Linked DNA regions of Homo sapiens: region 1 is linked to region 2. A link is a loop called in an ENCODE intact Hi-C map of the cell type or tissue named here. Cell type or tissue: B cell. All regions are shown on one strand. Links, peaks and the distances in the headings refer to the core of each region. The heading gives the core; the rest is flanking DNA. Region 1 overlaps HIVEP2 (HIVEP zinc finger 2). Region 2 overlaps HIVEP2 (HIVEP zinc finger 2).

The links. A loop is a pair of places that touch in the nucleus more often than their neighbours do. Peaks named below come from ENCODE experiments on the same cell type or tissue, not always from the same donor. Only the 100,000 strongest peaks of a DNase experiment are listed, where the experiment ranks them.
Region 1: it touches region 2 in a loop (1.8-fold over the local background); 2 of 110 quality-filtered maps call a loop at or near these places.

What each region holds. Positions count from the first base shown.
Region 1 is chr6:142,910,162-142,919,557 of GRCh38, forward strand. The region is part of intron 1 of HIVEP2 (HIVEP zinc finger 2); the gene reads right to left. Among named protein-coding and RNA genes, the nearest start is that of HIVEP2, 30 kb to the right of the region's middle. RefSeq lists enhancers at 1,863-2,719, 3,352-3,421, 3,652-3,731, 3,752-3,841. In B cell, for the core only: CTCF peaks have their summits at 3,634 (motif pointing left) and 3,835; a DNase peak (open chromatin) is centred at 3,530; H3K4me3 peaks cover 885 bases; H3K27ac peaks cover 3,589 bases.
Region 2 is chr6:142,779,710-142,789,105 of GRCh38, forward strand. It overlaps HIVEP2 (HIVEP zinc finger 2), which reads right to left. Exons shown (of 10, transcript NM_006734.4): 3 at 3,812-3,906. Among named protein-coding and RNA genes, the nearest start is that of HIVEP2, 160 kb to the right of the region's middle. In B cell, for the core only: no CTCF peak of the experiment used is centred there; a DNase peak (open chromatin) is centred at 4,822; H3K27ac peaks cover 1,769 bases.

The sequences.
Region 1 (9,396 bases), core at 505-8,504, 130 kb after region 2:
GTTTGATAAAATCATTTCATGCATTATCCGTTTCTTTCTGATGAGATATTTCTATTACCCAACTGACCATGCCACCCATTTAAGAAGATAATTTAAAGAAATGTTTTACCAACAAAATTTCCCACTCTTCTCTCATTCTCTTCTAAAATAAACAAAACAGGCCAGGCATGGTGGCTTGCGCCTGTAATCCCAGCACTTTGGGAGGCTGAGGCAGGCAGATCACGAGGTCAAGAGATTGAGACCATCCTGGCCAACATGGTGAAACCCCATCTCTACTAAAAAACACAAAAATTAGCTGGGTGTGGTGGCGCATGCCTGTAGTCCCAGCTATATGAGAGGCTGAGGCAGGAGAATTGTTTGAACCCGGCAGGCAGAGGTTGCAGTGAGCCAAGATTGTGCCACTGCAATCCAGCCTGGTGACACAGCGAGACTACGTCTCAAAAAATAAAAATAAAGATAAACAAAACAAAACAACAACAACAACAACAAACCTACACTTCTGCTTAGAAGCAAGATCCCTACTGCCAGAAAAGTCTTCTTTAAGTACAGTCCATAGAAATGGTATCTTAATATATAAACCACTGTTTCTCAAAGAGTAGTTCTCAGATCACCGGCAGCAGAATTACCTAATTTACCTCTTAACATTAAGGTTCCCTGTGCCTCACCTCAGACCTAGTGAATCACATGCGTAGAGCATGGGGGCCTGAATTTTTTAACGCTCCTTGAAAGACCATCGTGCATGATACAGCTTGAATCCACTGATCTAAATAACCAAAGAGTACACATTGAAAATGTCAGTCTGAGCCCTAAAGACTCAAGTCCTCTATTTTACTACCAGTCTGCAAAATTTAATGAATGCCACCCTCTGCAATGCACTGGATAAAATTAAGTTTAAAAAGTTCAAGACAATAAAGTTTAAAGGTCACCTCTACCCAGAGAGTTTCCACTTTAATATGGAAGACAAAGCACAAACACATTAAAAAAAAAAAAAAAAAAAAACTTAAAAATAAGCACAAACAACATTTCAGGGGAGCCCAGTGAATAGAGGACAAACGTGCTGAGAGGGGCAGAGCCTAGGACTGAACAGAATACAGTTGGGATTCAGAAAGGAAGAATTCTAAAACAAGTTTGGGGCAGAATTTAAACATAGCAATTTTCAAGTGGGTCTCTAAAAAGGTGTGATGATTGCCATAGGGCATTTAAGATCAAGGAGAAAATATGTATAATCATATCTCTTGGTACCATAGTCAACACAGAAAGAGAAGTGTCCTGCAGGCTTATTAAAAAGATGAGATATTGGTTTGGGAAAACCTCCCTGAAAAGAAGGTTTTATAAACATATATTATCTTTTGAGGCAGACAGAGGAGGTATTGTTATCCCCAGATTTACAGACGAGGAGACTAAGAATCATCTGAGACCCTTTTTTGCAGGGTTCTTATTATAGGACAAAGCTGGTCCTTTCCTTCCATCAGGGACTCTTTGCTCAGCCTGACACTGCTCCCAGGAGAAGGATCATTAATTCACTGTCTCAGAAATGAGACAACAAGCCATTCAAAAACATATTTCTCCCTCTGTCCAGTTCAAGAAACAATCAGGGGAAATGTGTGTGAGTGTTTGTGTGTCTGTGATGCGTATGTGTGCATGATATGTGTGCATGCATGTAGATCTATGCATGAGTGTGTGTGTCGAGGGTATCACTGACTAATTTAACTGACCGCTCATCATTTCATAATTAATGAGTTACTGTATTTTAGTGTCTAATGGATGTTTCAGTGCTAGTACTTATGGCTAATGATACTGAAAAGCAAAAGCCAATCAAAGTCTCTGACTTTGTGATTTGATTTGTGATCAAGATAATTATCTGAAATCTCCATACTGGGTTAGTGACAGCAGGTTTCCTCTGGCTGTGCTATCCAGTATGGTAGGCACTAGCCATATGTGGCTGCTTAGGTTTAAATATAAAATTAGCATTAAATAAAATTTAAAAATTAGTTCCTCAGCTGCACGGCCACATTTCAAGTACCCCAAAGCCACTTGTGTTTAGTGGCTACCATATTGGCCAATGCAGTTCAATTGGAGAGCACTGCTCCAGAGTGTCAGTCTTTCTGAAAAGACAACTTCAGGCCTCAGTGTATACAACCATTGTTATTTACATCTAGTTCCAAACACATGCTAATAACAGTGATCGAACTTTTGTCCCTCCCACTAAGGCTTCTCAAGCCCCTCTAGTAGAATTCATATATTTCTCCTCAGAAATCCCTTCCCCCTTCTCCTCATCACACCTCTCTTCTCGTGGCTGTTTTCATCCTGGCTTGATAGCTACGTGCACATCCATCTCCTCTACAGTCAGCTTCTCAAGGCCAGTGGGTCATGTTCAGTTACCAGTAATGGTCCATGGCCTTTTAGGAACCGCGTCGCACAGCACCAGGTGAGTGGTGGGCAAGCGAGCATTACTGCCTGAGCTCCACCTCCTATCAGAGCAGCGGTAGCATTAGATTCTCATAGGAGCGTGAAACCGACTGTGAACCGCGCATGCGAGGGATCTAGGTTGCATGCTCCTTATGACAATCTAATGTCTGATGATCTGAGGTGGAACTGTTTCATCCGGAAACCATCCACCATCCCCACACCATGGAAAAATTCTCCTCCATGAAACTGGTTCCTGGTGCCAAAAAGGTTGGAGACTGTGAGTTTAAAGAATGGTAAGGTTTTGTGATCATTCCTACGAGGTAGATGCTTAGGTGGAATTATTGCTTGTGCTGCACATTTATAAGGAGAAGAAAAAATCAAATGATTTTAGAAGTGGGTATGAAAATGTACTTAGCAGACATAAATCAGAAAAGCACTGGGCTGTATTGGAGGTATTGTTATCCCCAATTTACAGACGAGGAGACTAAGACTGTCATCAGCCAGCACACAGAGGATGGCCCCTTACCACAGCAGGGAGACAAAACCAGGACTCATGGTGACCTATGGGAACCGAACTGCTTAGCTTAGGATGAGCTTGTCAAAAAGTTGTATCAATTCATTTCTTACTCATGCTGTTACAACATCTTCAAAAACTCAAGCCTTGGGATGCTAATGAGAACTTCTACTTTCACTCTGACGACTTCTGAAACACGAAAAACGTACATTTCCTTCATGCTATCATTTGGATAGTTTCAAAGTACCTGAAGTATGAACAATATCTGATTTTTTCAATAAACCAGTTTGAGGGGGAAAACCCATGGATCAGGGCACACTGGCTGTCCCCATGAAGACAGAAAATACTAAAAAGGATTGAAGAGTTATCACACTGGTACTTCACTGCTCACTGCTTTCTTTTGCCAGCTTCAATGCCATACTTAACTAAGTATCTAATTGCCATACTTAACTAAGTTTCTAGGCACTTTCCCACAAGCCTTGGAAGAAAGAGGTGTCTACAGGGCCACCATAGACCAGAGGAAAGGTAAAACACGGGAAATGAAACCAAGTAACGTGGTGAGAGCACAACTGATGACAATCACAGAGAGCACAGTCGACTGCAGGGGGTGCTGAATGTGGCCTTCAGAGGAAGTGAAACTTAGAACAGGGCCAAAGATGCATCACTTTCCACAAGAAAAGTCACCCACTCTTGCCCCATCCTCACCTCCACGCCATCTCGTGGCTCACCATTGTGGCATTTCTTCATCGTCAACATTCCAGATTGATAAAAAGTAGTAAATTAAAGACTGGCCCAGCAAAGTCCCTGATCAGCCGGATCACCAGCAGCAAGTTGCACGTTTGCACGTGTCTCTCCCACCACAGTGTACCGCAAAACTCAGTCAGGTTAGAGCCCTGAAATATTATCAGGCTCTCAGTATATGAAAAAAAAAAAAGTGCCTGAGATGTGCTTGGAGATTGCAGTCATAGTACTGGGGATGGGCTCTGGCAGCAGCCCCTTGAAGCAGAACCTGAGCTAACACTGCGTATCCGTAGGTAACCGTGGGCAAGCAACTGACCCTTCTTGGTGCCCCCATTTTCTCACATGTCAGCCACAGTTATCATGTGCCATCAAATTTAAGTGGTCTACCAATTCTAAGACATAAGCTTTTTTTTCATATTTTAACATTTTTGAAATCAGAATGTGTCTTACTATGGATGGCATCTTTCAAAAAAAATTGGAATCTTTGTTTTCCTTTCTTAGAGGTACATCAAATGCCATCTTACAACCGATGATACCTTAGAGTCTATGAAATTTGGAGCCTACTTTATAAAGTATCGATAAAGATTAAATTAGTTAATTTAGGTCAAGTATTTAGAATAGCGGTTGGTCTTGAGTAAGCTGCTCAGTAATTATTAGTCACTATTAAATTTATGACTCTGAAAATGGGCAGAGTCATAACAGACAATCAACACATTTTTACTCATAAACTGTGTGTTAAAATGATGGCTGATGCAGAAGTGTTGCAGGGAGAGGTTAAATGACTATTCAAAACCTGATGTATCCCCAGCCCTTGGTGCATAGTAGTTGGTACATAATAAATAATTGTTAACTAAATCAATTGAATGCACAACCCAGCCTTACTCATGCCAAAAGTCTCTTCATCAAACATAAATATCTAATATTCTTTCCATACAAAGGGAAACCAGCAAGAACATGGTTCTTTTATGCTAAGTGACAAAGAGCAGATTCCTACTTTTTGAAGGCTTTGAATATTTTTCCAGATGAAGACTTCATGCAGGTTTTCTTCTCCGGTAATGCCCTTTCTACCTCAACTTTCCACAAATTTAAATCCTGAGCCCCTTCTTTTAAGGCCCAATTCAAATTTCATCTCCTCTAAGAACTGTTTTTCCCCACTATTTCTCCCCCATTTAATCTTCTTTCTATTCCTACTCCTTACATTTACCTCAGCTACCATTAAACACTTAATTTGAACCTCACTGGACACAATAATATTAAAATATTGTGTAAGAATGGGAACTGGGTCATGATTGTCACTGCTTCCCCTGGAGAGCCTTACGCAAGAGGGAAATCTGCTTGAATCCTCTTGTTATGTGTGGAATTGTGGCCCCCCAAAAAGAAACATTGAAGTTCTAACTTCCATACCTCAGAATGCAGCCTTGTTTGGAAATAAGGTCCTTGCAGATGTAATTAGTTAGGATGACATCACACTGTAGTAGGGTGGGCCCCTTATCCAACATGACAGAAATGGCGAACACTACATGAAGACTGAGGCAGAGACTACAGTAATGAGGAGCCCAGGAACAACTAGGATTGCAAACCATGGCCAGAGGCTGGGAGAGAGGCACAGAACAGATTTCCCCTCACAGCCCTCAGAAGAGCTAACCCTGCTGACACCTTGGCTTCACACTTGCAGCCTCCAGAACTGTGAGACAATAGATGTCTTTTGTTTTCAGCCACCCAGCATGTGGGACTTTATCACAGCAGCCCTGGCAAAATCTCTATTGCACCTCTCCTCACATAGATGCTATGACACTGGACTCTCTTTTATTATGGACCTCTAGCCAGCCTTTCTTAATCTTGGTGGCATCACTCCCTTGAATCAGGCCTGTAAAAGTTAGGGTTTCTCCAGAGTTAGCCCCACACTCTCTTTTCGTCTCTGTTCTCTTTACACCCTCTCATCCACTACAACTCAGACACCATCTATACATTAAGGACACCCACTTCCATCTCCAGACCACCCCTTCCTCCAGACTCCTATGATCAACTGACTACTTGGCATCTCCATTTAGATAATTCAAAGCCGCTTTAAACTCAACAAATCCAAAAACAAAAGTCACCACTTTCTTAAACCTGGCTTTCCCCTTAGTGAGCCCCATCCCAATAAATTGTGCCTCTGCCCATTCAGGCATGCAGACCACACACTTAGGACTCATTCTAGGCTACGTCCTCTCCTTCACTCTCTACAGGTACTATCAAGCCCTATCTATTTCTCCTCCTGGAAATCTCTCAAATCTCACCAATCTTTCTCTGGTCTCCACCTCTACCTCTTTAATTCACTGTAGTGGATTAGTCTAGTGTAGTCATCTACTCCCTGGTTTACTGCAGTAATCTCTTGACTAGTTCTAGATCCAATCTTGCCACCCTCCAATTTGTTCACCATGCAAAGCTCAACTACATAGTCCAAGTAAATTTCAAAATGCAAATCTAATCCTTTCATCCCCATGTCTGAACAACTTCTATGGGTTTCCATTCAAGTTGGGATGAAGACCAAAATCCTAAACTGAGTTTATAAGACCCTGTGTGGACCAAGCCCTGTGCAGCTCCCTTGTTCTTGGTGCTCCAGCCACAGCAGTGTTCCTTTACGCCTTTGATTAGAACCATGATCCCACTGATCACAGGTCCTGTGCCCTAGCTGTTCCCTCCACCTGGAGAATCCACCAACCCCTTCACTTATTTAATGCTCCCCATTAGTCAATTTGGGCTCAAGACATCCGTTTCTCAGAAAAATCTTTCCCTGACTTCATCAAAGAGATGAAGCTCTCCTGTTCTCCTCTCTCCTGGCACCTTAAAAGCATAATTTATAATTATAAGAGTAGGAAAGAAGTTATCAACTAATTTATAATTCTACAGCTGTATGATTGTCAGATTAATATGGATTAGGGTCCTCCAATGAGGACTGAAACTCTTTGTTCCTGCTGTATCCCCAGCTCTCAGATCAGCATCCAGCACCTAACAGCTACTCAATAAGTATTTGTTAAATAATCAACAGTAAGCAAATATCCTTTACATATTGAAAGAAACTACTGTTTTAATTGTATACCATATTATGATGGAAATTATTTCTCTAGAAAGATACATACAGTATTTAATTTTCCTAAGGCTTCTACTGTAGCATAATGGACATACTATAAATGTGACAGGCTGGTTTACTGTATGTTAACTATATTTTAAATGCACTTCTTCTAATATTGTACTGTTAATAATTATGCTGCCATAAGCAATTATTAACTTATGTCACTCATCCAAAATTTCAAAGGTGATTAGTTGATAACTTCTTTGCTACTCTTATTCCAATAGTCCAAAAACAAGTAAATAAAATTTTACTAACAGTTTCGTATGTGATGTACTGTTGGTTTTATCACTAATTCTCTCTTCTCCAGGATCATCAACCTACTTGATATGAAAAACAGAATACATGAATAATGAAAACAAAGGTTATATCACTCCAACCCTATTAAACAATTTTCCTCAAAATTTTCTGAGTGCAGATCTTGGTACAGCTCTGCATAGGGACAGTGACAGCCACCGCAGCAGAAGCAACAGGTATGAATGACATCCACGTGACACTACATGCGCTGCAAGTGGCAACAATTCTGAGTGCATGTGGATTCCAAATAACAAATTTTATTCTCATTAACAGTGATGATAAAAAATATAACACATATTTCTAAATGATGGGAAAACATTAGTATTTCCTAACTTATTTCATTAAATAAGAATCTTATAAACAACTTCCAATCACACATGTACTCAACTACCACCAACCTTGATACAGAGGAGTCCAAAGTAAAGACAGCAAAGCTAATCCATATCCCAAATAATCATATCTGAGTATTAGACACAGAAATTCTGCTCTTATCAGATAAAGAAAGTAGCTTCACACACCTTCTCAAAATCATAATATGCTTCTGTAATTTTTTTTTTTTGAGATAGAGTCTTGCTCTGTTGCCCAGGCTACAGCGCAGTGGAGCAACCTTGGCTCACTGCAAGCTCCGCCTCCTGGGTTCAAGCAGTTCTCCTGCTTCAGCCTCTCGAGTAGCTGGGATTACAGGCATGCACCACCACGCCTGGCTGATTTTTGCATTTTTAGTAGACAGGTTTTGCCATGTTGGCCAGGCTGGTTTCAAACTTCTGACCTCAAGCAATCCACCCACCTTGGCCTCCCAAAGTGCTGGGATTATAGACGTGAGCCATCATGCCCGGAGCGTCTGTAATTTTAACAAGAACAATGTGAGCCATGAAATGAAACTACAACAGTCTCTCTACTTCAGTCTCAATACCTTTTTCCTTAAACCCTTTCCTCTTTGCCTCCCTATTTATTTTTCCCTATTTATTTTATTTACTTTTATTTATTTATCAATAGAGACCGGGTTTCGCCATTTTGGCCAGGCTGGTCTCAAAGTCCTGACCTCAGGTGATCCGCCTGCCTCGGCCTCCCAAAGTGCTGAGATTAAAGGCCTGAGCCATCGCTCACAGCCCTATTTATTTTTTTCTATTAAACGAACTCAAGAGTTAAAATTACAACAGCACCCAGAGAGTTGCCACGAATGTGGATGCGGCATTCTTCTAGCTGCATCCTCCTGGGTCTTCCACCCTAAAGCTTTAACAGACCGCGTGCCTCCTAACGACAGCATCTGGATGTTCTGCCCTGGCTTTGCGACGCTGCAGGCCTGTGGCTGTTTCAGAATTGTCTCCCCAAGATTCATGCCCATGAGATCATGCCAAGCTGACCTCTTCAGAACGTGATACCCTGAAGCACAGCTGTAAAAATAGAGCACTCCATAACAACTTCTTATTCACCAATAAAAAACATAATGTTCTTTCACTTTTAGGGAATTAACATGTTCATGTAATTTTTTGAAGACAAGGTGAAATAAATGAAGAAAAGAGCCTTAAGTTATATAAATGTATTTTCTCATGACAAAACAATGTAAAAACAAACACAGGTTCCAGTAATTTAGAAAAAGTGATGTCATAAAAGCCATGTAACCAAGTCTGAAGTCTCAAATCATTCCCACTATAATTTTTTAAATATTAACACCTGTAGTTAACACATTCATGTTTCTTTATAATACATAATTCCCTACCTATTATTTTACTTTTAAGTCATGCAATTTAGATTGTTTTATTCTTAAAATACATTCCTCTGCTTTGATTTTTATGTCTTTATTAACTTCAAGTTACCCATCTGTCCATTTCTCTACCAAATTTAATGACATTTTCATTTACTCACACTGGCTTTCTTAATTCCAGTATATTTTCAGTGTGTTCTTATTTTACAGTTACAAAAACACAAGCAGAAAGAAGCCTCAAAAATTATACAGACCTTTGAGGCAAGTCACCTCAACTTTCTTTTTTAATGAAACAGATTGAAATGAAAGTAAAATTAGAAAACAATACTGTTAAATGCCCTTTATGTGAAATATACAAAATATTCTCTGCTCTCTTCCTGATAGTTGTTTTCTTCGCCAGTTTCAGAGCTTTATAGTTTAATATTGACTCATAATTGTGCTTTAAAAATTAAAAAGCAAATCCTATTATATTCTTATTGGATAGGTAAGGAATGTATTTTACCAGCTGCAGCTCACATCAGGAACCGTCTATAAATGTCTTCTATGCAAATCTAGATCCACAGTAACAGGCTCAAATGCAAGCCATTTTTTTCAGAATCACATTTCTTTTAAGGAAAC
Region 2 (9,396 bases), core at 936-8,935:
TCATAAGTTATTCAATAAAATATAATGTTTTCACTTAGCAATGAGGTAATACCTTTATAAATCAGACATTTAATTTTTATGGTATAAAATAATAAAACCATTCTTATACACTAAGGGCATATCATATAGTAAATGCATCAAATAAAATTCAGAAATAATATTTTGCTACCAGAGAATACACCAGAAGTTGAAAAAAAGTGACTTACACAAAATTCAAAACCAGATACCTCATGGTCAGAACAAAACATGTCTAGACCATTAAGTTAATTGTTTAATTTTTAGGAGAAGGAGGATAATCAGAAAAAAAGTCTTATCTATCACTTTATTTTAAAAAATAATTTTGCTAAGTTTAACATAGGATCTTTCTATATTCCAACAGCATTTATTATCCAGAAAGTTTTTAAGATTCAAAACATTAACTCAATTATGCAAATAGCTTCTGTCAAGAAAATCTCTTCCTTTTAAATTTCTAAGACAAGCCTACCCGAGATGCCCCACCATTTTACCAGGAAGCTAGGTGATATCCCACGCCATGCTTTCTCTCCTGGGTTGTGCGGGAAGAGCTTCCATCTTTGTGCCTAAGCTGGAGGTCCCAGCACTACAGGGACCCCTCCTCTGATCCACAATGTCTAGTTTTTCACTTCAGTGAAAGGCTTATTAGGGAACTAGAAATCATGCTTATTTCACATGAACTTTCACATTTGATTTGAAACATGTTTGAGGATGTCTTTTTCTCTCCAACACTATCCTTGGGGAGCCTTTGACTAACTGCTATCCATAAAATCACGTCTCTTCTTGGAGTTTCTGAGACATATAAAGAAAGGTAGGTGGGAGAGAAAGTGAGCGATGGCTTCTTTTAGAATTTATTGATCATATTTATGAACCATTAAAAATATGGACTATTTGTATTTGTCACTTTTCTACAGCTGCTTTATCCTGGAAACTGAAAAGATTCTGCAATGGAAATTGTGTGCATCATAATCTATTACTGAACATGGCATGACTTTCTCTTTAAAAACAAGCAGGATTTGGGAGGGTTTGAAAGTTTCTCTGCTACTCCACTCATGTTATACTGAGGAAAATAAATTCACTTTAAAAACAATAGGGTTTTCAAGATTAGATAATGGCATTTGTCTTGTTTTGTTAGGTGACACTTTTACTAAGCAACTTAACTCTTCCAAATGGCATAAATTCTTGAGCTTACATTTTATTACTAAAATGTATAAAAATGCTTATAGATAACAAAACATTTTTAAAAGTATGTTAGATAAGGAAATCTACATTAAATGAATCATTAAGTCAGGAAAATACTTTCTTTGGACTTCATAACATTATTACAAGTCATTAAATGTACCATTGTATCTACCTGCAATTTTAGTTTAATTTCTGCAACAGAGATCCACTTAGAACTATAAAGATCTATAGTAATATGGTTAATTATAGCTACAGTATTTCTCTATGACTGTGTAGAGTCAATTCATTTTTCAGATTCTCTAATATTTCATTAAAATATATACCAGGTTTCCTAATCAATTGATATATCAAAAAATGCAGTATGAGAGTAATTCTCATATGAAAACAGCGAGTCGTCACTTTATTCACTGAGATTTCCTTTTATGGTAACCAAACCCACACAAAGTCATTTTTGGCACCCACTGCCAACAAAGGAGCGGAATTCCAAATACAGTTTTGCATTCACAGTTAAAATTTTCTCTAGTGGGTTTTAAGTGCTATGAAAGGAGTAAGATAATTTACTGGAGAATAAAACTCAGGGGATATGACTTTGGGTTTCCTGTGGATGCTGCTACAGCCCACAGGAGTCCTCTAGTCAGTAAAGACAGACATTGTCTGGCAGGCTCATCACACTTTTCAGAGGGGGATCATGTTAAAAAAGAGATTACCTCTGCATGGCTATTTCAGTGGTAATGGAACTAAAGGAACTGAAGCGAAAGAAAATGATATTACAGGGAAGAGCAGGCATTCTTCTAGAAGTGTGCCCTCTCCTTTGGCCACTCTTCAGAGTCCCACTCAAATAAGTTTGGCACCCAGTTAAATAATTTCCCCAGACAGGGTCCCAAAGGAAAGACACATAAACAGCCTCCTAGATGGACCTCCTCAGAGGTCTCTTCAGGATAACGGCTGGGTGGGATTGGCAGGAAGACAGGCTTACTCTGCAGAGGAATAAAGACCTACAGTACCCAGGGTTGTCAATCTGGGATCTTTTGCTTAGGAAAACATTATCTCAGAAAAAAACCTTACCTCAGGAAATTAATCATTACTTGAGTGGTGGCAAAAGTCAAGTGAGCATTAAATAATGACATCCTAAATAATGACGGTATACAATGACTGGCAGCAAACACGGCTTCTCCACTTCCAACATTTTAATAATAAAACATTTTTAAAAATGTAAATGGTCACTTGGTCTTTTCTTGAGGATTTGGTGGTATGACACTTCTAAACATTTCGTCTTTTGTTGAGGATTTGTGGTTTGACACTTGTAAACAAAATACGTGTCTTATGGTAATAATTAGTGAATGACATTTTAGAAGGGACATCATTGTATTTGTTATTAAAGTGCCACAGATCAGTTGTAAAATCTTTAAAAAATACATGAACATCTCGGGGCATTGTAGTTGTAACATTGATCCCACGAGTCACTTAGACACTCATTGCCCAACCACCGCTCAGAGCATATATGCTCAGAGAGTATGGGATGAGGGGAAAAAGGAACTACCAAGAAAGAAGGCGTGATGAGTGCCAGAGTCCAGCTGAATAAAGACTTATTTCCACAGGATGATTTTTAAAAAGGTGGCTTCCTGAGAGCCAAATTCATTATAAAGGCTTCTTTTAGTAAAAATTCCCATAACAACCTCAGTTCTCTCCAAAATGAGCAAGTTGTCTATATGGAGAAAACTCTATTATATACAATCCTGCCAAGCAATTCAGAAAACTTTTGGAGAAAAGTAAAAATACTGTGATGATCATCCTCTAATTTGATGTAATTAAAATCTAATTTGATATTTAAAGCCTAATGAGAAACAAACATATTTTTTCACATGGGCTGCAATGCAGGCATCATTGCATATATTTGTAGAGTTTGCCTATTTAGTCAAGATATTTATGACTTATTTTGGCTACAGCATGCTGCTTTTAATATTTTGTCATACCTTTTAAAATAATTTTTTAAATTGTGATTTCACTTTTCTACTGAGATGTTTTCTCATTATACAGCAAAAGTTATTAGGATTCACTAAGTAGAGTCTAACATGAAAATAAACTTTGTCAGAAATAAATTCTGTCGAATAATGCTATTTTAATTATAACAATGATAATTAATTATAATTAAGATTGGTGGGCTGGGTGCAGTGGCTCACGCCTGTAATCCCAGCACTTTGGGAGGCCGAGGTCAAGAGATCGAGACCATCCTGGCCAACATGGTGAAACCCTGTCTCTACTAAAAATACAAAAATTAGCCGGGCATGGTGGCAGGTGCCTGTAGTCCCAGCTACTTGGGAGGCTGAGGCAGAAGAATCACTTGAACTCGGGAGGCAGAGGTTGCAGTGAGCCAAGATTGTGCCACTGCACTCCAGCCTAGCGACAGAGCAAGACTCCGTCACAAAAAAAAAAAAAAAAAAAAAAAAAGACTAGTCTACTATGAAAAACAAAATACAACAAAACAACACTTTTCTCTCTAGATGGAAAATATATTGTTTCCTCCCTCCAGTTTATATATGAGTCCATAGTAGGCCAAAACAGCTTTTCAAGTTTAATGTAACAAGAGAGTAAGAATAAATAAATTTTAGTTATTAACCTGTTATCCTCATATCAAAAAACTGCATCACAACCGTCTTTGATTTCCAAGATGCCAACTCTCCTCACAGGAACTCATGCACAACTTCTGGGAATCTAAAAGATGAATAAGAAGATTTAAAAGATGATGACATCTGTAATGAATTTAATAAGCACGCTCATTCTTCTTCACTCACAGAACCTGCCTTCCTTTAGGAAAGAAAATTTGGAACTGGATCTCTCAAGAAGCTTTTTTTTTTTGCCCCCAGGAAAGAATTTCCTTTCTTTTAACATAGTTTAAATCTTTTGAATAAATACTTGTAATTAAAGGGAATTCCCTGTAACAGTGAAATGCTAGAGTTAAAACTTCAAGTACCAGCACTAGAAATTGTGTCATTGTAGTCCATGATACGGTTCTGCCACAAAGCTGAGATTTCTACAGAACTTCTTTGGGTGTATTAGCAACTAAACCTCGCAGGATGAAGTCTCAGATAACCTTGTTGTAAATTTGTTTCTATAGTTTATTTCAGCAATGTTATACTTTGTGCTAAAATTAAATTCTGAAATAGGAATCCAAACCCAACCAAAGCAAAATTCAGACTTTAAAAGTCTAGTAAGTAATGAAGAAAGGAACTTTTCATATATGGAATTAATATTTATTCAAGTATGATCCAAAGAAATGCATGGAAGATCAAACTACCTAATCTGAATAGATTAATCAACAATCTTAACAGAGTTTATCTCCCAGTATAAAAGACCTACTTAAAAATAATATTATAATACCCATAATCGTATATTTGTTATTTTTTTAAAAAAATCGCCCTTTTGTCCTGACAAGTTATTACAAAACTCCCATAAGAATAACTAAAGCATTAAAACATAACAGTTAAAGTGTGCTTTCCTGCAGTACCACTTCATGTGAACATTCAAAGTGCTTAAAGGAAGTAGTTTGCTTCAGTTTCCCCCTCCTTTCTGCACACCACTGCAGTAGCACTTCAGGACACCCTGTGCACTTGAGACATGAATCATTATAAGCAAGTAGGCCCACTCGGTTCCTCAAAAGACACAAAAGGTGCAAAAATAGCTTCTGCAATTGAAGCAAGAACCACGTCAGTAACCAGATGAATGTGGGTGGTCACATAAGATTCTGGTGCTGCAAAGGGCAAATTATTAAGCAAATGCTAGATTTATTTTCTTTTTTAAACTTTATTCTTCTTGCCTCAAATCAACCGTTTGCTGGCACTCAAAGTGACACCTGACAAGGTCTACTATTCTCAAAATTGAAACTTTCATCAATGCTAAAGAGCATGATTCATTAACATAGAAGGAATAGAGATGATATCCTAAAAAATATACATTTTCTATAAGATAATTAACTATATCTCTATCTATCTATCTATTTTTTTTGAGACGGAGTCTTGCTCAGTCACCCAGGCTGGAGTGCAGTGGCGCGATCTCGGCTCACTGCAAGCTCTGCCTCCCGGGTTCACGCCATTCTCCTGCCTCAGCCTCCCAAGTAGCTGGGACTACAGGCACCCACCACCACGCCCAGCTAATTTTTTTGCATTTTTAGTAGAGATGGGGGTTTCACCATGTTAGCCAGGATGGTCTCGATCTCCTGACCTCGTGATCCACCTGCCTTGGCCTCCCAAAGTGCCGGGATTACAGGCGTGAGCCACCGTGCCCGGCCAACTATATCTATATTTTTAACACACTAAATATCACATCTGTTTTAAAAAATCAAATAAAAGCACTTCAAAAAAAACCCACAAAAACTATAATCTAGGCTAAAGTAAAGCATGGCATTCCTCAAAAAAAAAAAAAAAAAAAAAAAAAAAAAAAAAAAAAGAAGAAGAAGAAATCACTGAGTTATTTTGTACTCCAAGCAAAATGCATCCAAGACATAAATGGGCCAAGGTTCTAAAGATGCAGATATTTATACGGAACCTTAACTTGCAGTAGTCAGTGACTACCTGTGACTGGTAATCTCACAGTCACCAAATTAAGAGGCAAGAAGGTAAAAGAAGAGCTTAATTTTCAGTAGGCCAGCACCAACCTCCCTTCCCTTCCAGAAATCATCATTCCTACCAGCAGTCTCCACAGGCAAAACAGAGCACGTGAGTGCCCCCCAACAAGCTCTGATGGGACAGCATTCCCAGTTCTGACTCCGTTTTTCCAGTCTTACTTTCTAAGATGATGGCTACTGGAAATGGTAAACACTCCTTTCATGACATGCACATGTATTTGAAATTGTAGATTACAGAAGAGCCCCCTTTTTACCCGGTAAGAGGATTCAAAAACTGGTTCTGTTGCATCACTCATGACCTTTTAAATGTTTGGGTTTCTCTTGAAGAAGAGAAAAGCAATGGTAATCATGTTATACTTATCCTTACCTTAAAGAAAGTTCCAGATGAGCATGATTTTAAAGCAAAGATGCAAATAATATTAGCATGAAAGATATGATATCAATTGCAGCGTTTTTGCACAAATCATTTTGTTATAAATTGAAATCAGTAATGGCCTCTACATGGGACTTGGTTATTGTTCTTATTGAAATGGAGATATGGAGATGCCATCTCAGAAATTTATTTTTTGCATTAATTTTAAGTGAGTTTTTGTGTCTTTATTTCTCCATCAAAATAAAAGAAAATCCTTTCATCAAACAGCTCTTGAGAATGTACTATGACAACTCATGCTCTTATTCTCAAGAAATCAACAGTTTACATAGTATGCTATTAAAGAAATGGACTAAAGGAGGAAAGATGATTATTTCTTTAACTTTGCTTTTAGGTTATTAGCTTCATAAGAACTTAACAGGCAATGAAACCTTAATATTTAATAAAACAAACAAGTTTTCAGAAATAGTGCTAATGAATCTTGATAAAAATCCAAAGGTCATTTAAAATTCCTTCCTAAATATGAGGTAAAAATTATATTTCACTTCACCACATACAAGATGGTTTTTCTGTCAACCTGCAGGTTAATGGAAGAGACCCTTGAAAATATTTTCCAATCCTCCATCTCCTATTTGTAATAAACACTTGGAAGATTTGAGTATTACTGTTTCTATCCCAGTGGTTTCTCAGCCTTCCCATTCTTAGAAGAAAAAAAATCCTTGGCATTAGTTACTTGTTGTTGGATGCTTATAGGTTATTACTATTAAGCTAAGCAAGAGTCAAGCTACTGATTCATAGATGACAGATAAGATAGACATTTTAAAAATACCCATTGTTAGTGGGGTTGTCTTTTTCCATTCTCTACTTTTCCAAATTGTTTCAAAACAAGTTACAGTTAATGCTTTAATATGACTCTTACATGAATCTAGCAAGAGGTGAAGGTTTCATTGGCAGAACTCTCAAGTACCTCCCATCACCCTTGTTTTTTCTGAGGTTAAATAAATACACACTATATCACAATTTTAGGAGAAGAGCTGATAAGGTAAACCAGTTACACTTTAGATGAGCATTGTCATAATTAAAAACAATAATTATTGGCTGGATGTAGTGGCTCACACCTGTAATCCCAGCACTTTGGGAGGATTGCTTAAGACCAGGAGGTTGAGACCAGTCTGGGCAACAAAGCAAGACCCTATCTCTATAAAAAAAAATTTAAGCAGGTGTGGTGGTGCACATCTGTAGTCCCAGCTGCTTGGGAGGCTGAGGTAAGAAGATCATTTGAACCCAGGAGTTTGGCGCTGCAGTGAGCTATAATTGCACCAGTCTGGGGGATAGAGTGAGACCCCGTCTCAAAAATAAATAAATAAATAAATAAAAACAACATCAATGAAAATAATTCTTATAAACTCAATGGAAAAATGGCAAATAGAAACTGGAAACAAGATATGATAGTTTTATTTCTCAGTAAAAAGAGTGTTTAAGTATTACATGTTTAAAAGAATGAACACTACTCTTCACTAGAGAAGAGACACTTTACTCTTATAGTAGGGAATAGAAAAGATTCAAAAGTAGTGACTAAAGATGGGAGAAGAGCACTGAAAGAGATATCAATGTTCAAGATATAATCCATCAATTTCACAAGCTTTTTGTAGAGGCATCTTTTCCTCTCTACAAAAAAAAAAAAAAAAAGACTCTAAATGGGCCCATTGTTCCACTCTGGAGTGCGTAAAGTGGCAAAGGAAGAAGAGGCTGCGAAGGACTAGAGAAGGCAGGTACAGGATAGACAACACACATACACACACACACATACATTGACAGGATGATGACTATAAGCTTAGATCTTCAGAAATATTTTTGATATAAAGGTAATGGATGAGGTTGGGGTTGAAATGTAAAAAAGAAAACATATTAAAGGGACATGACTAGGAAAAGAGAAACATAGTAGTTTTGGAACATGGGGCAATTCATTACTGGGACAACAATGTAGAAGGTTTTGAAAAGTCAAGAAGGTGCATGGAAGGAAGGATTCCCACAGAGTTTTCATAATAGGAGGCTGGGGCAAACTGAGTCCAAATTAGCCAGAAACTGCCCATAAAAATGACACCAAAGCTACATATGGTCTATTGCTGATTCTCAGCAGGTAGTGCAGGAGCACAGAAAAGATAGGAAACAAAGCATTGTGTAAATTAAAACTAGTGAAAACAAACAAAAAAAGCAGATACATGTGCATTAGAGATTGTAACTTAGGCCTCTTTAAATAGGATTTCTGATTATTCTATGATACTTTAAGACATTTACTTATACCTAATGTTAAATGACGAGTTAATGGGTGCAGCACACCAATATGGCACATGTATACATATGTAACAAACCTGCACATTGTGCACATGTACCCTAAAACTTAAAGTATAATAAAAAAAAATCCCCCCCTCAAAAAAAAGACATTTACTGAATGCCTACGATATGCCAGAAATGGGCTGTATTTACACAATACAGAAAAAGAAAAGACAAGCATTGCATTTAAGAGCACAGAGCTGGCTGGGTATGGTGGCTCACACCTGTAATCCCAGCACTTTGGGAGGCCCAGGCGGGCAGCTCACTTGAGGTCACGACTTCAAGACCAGCCTAGCCAACATGGTGAAACCCTGTTTCTACTAAAAATACAAAAATTAGCCGGGTGTGGTGGCTGGAACCTGTAATCCCAACTACTCAGGAGGCTGAGGCAGGAAAATCTCTTGAACCCGGGAAGCAGAGGTTGCAGTGAGCCAAGATCACACCACTGCACTCCAGTCTGGGTAACAGAGCAAGACTCCATCTCGAAAAACAACAACAACAAACAAACAAACAAAACAAACAAACAAACGAAGAGCTCAGAGCTTCAGCGGGGAGATATTTGTGAATTAGTTCAACAAATGACATAAATATAAACAGATTACAAAGGAGATTACAAGAGGGAATGGTCACTCCTTTCTGGAAAGTTAGAAAAGGCTTTCTAGATGTAACGACACTGAACTTAATATTTAAATAAAACTATATATGCTAATATACAGAAATGCACAGTTATCAATGTTAGATTTAGAGACAAATACATTTGTCAGATGAAATAAAAATACAAGACTCTACCATTCCGGTTTCTCTATGATTATATATACTTTATTTTGTGTGATGGAATGTTGGTTCATGAGGATGCTTGGGGAATAAGGTGTTCTAG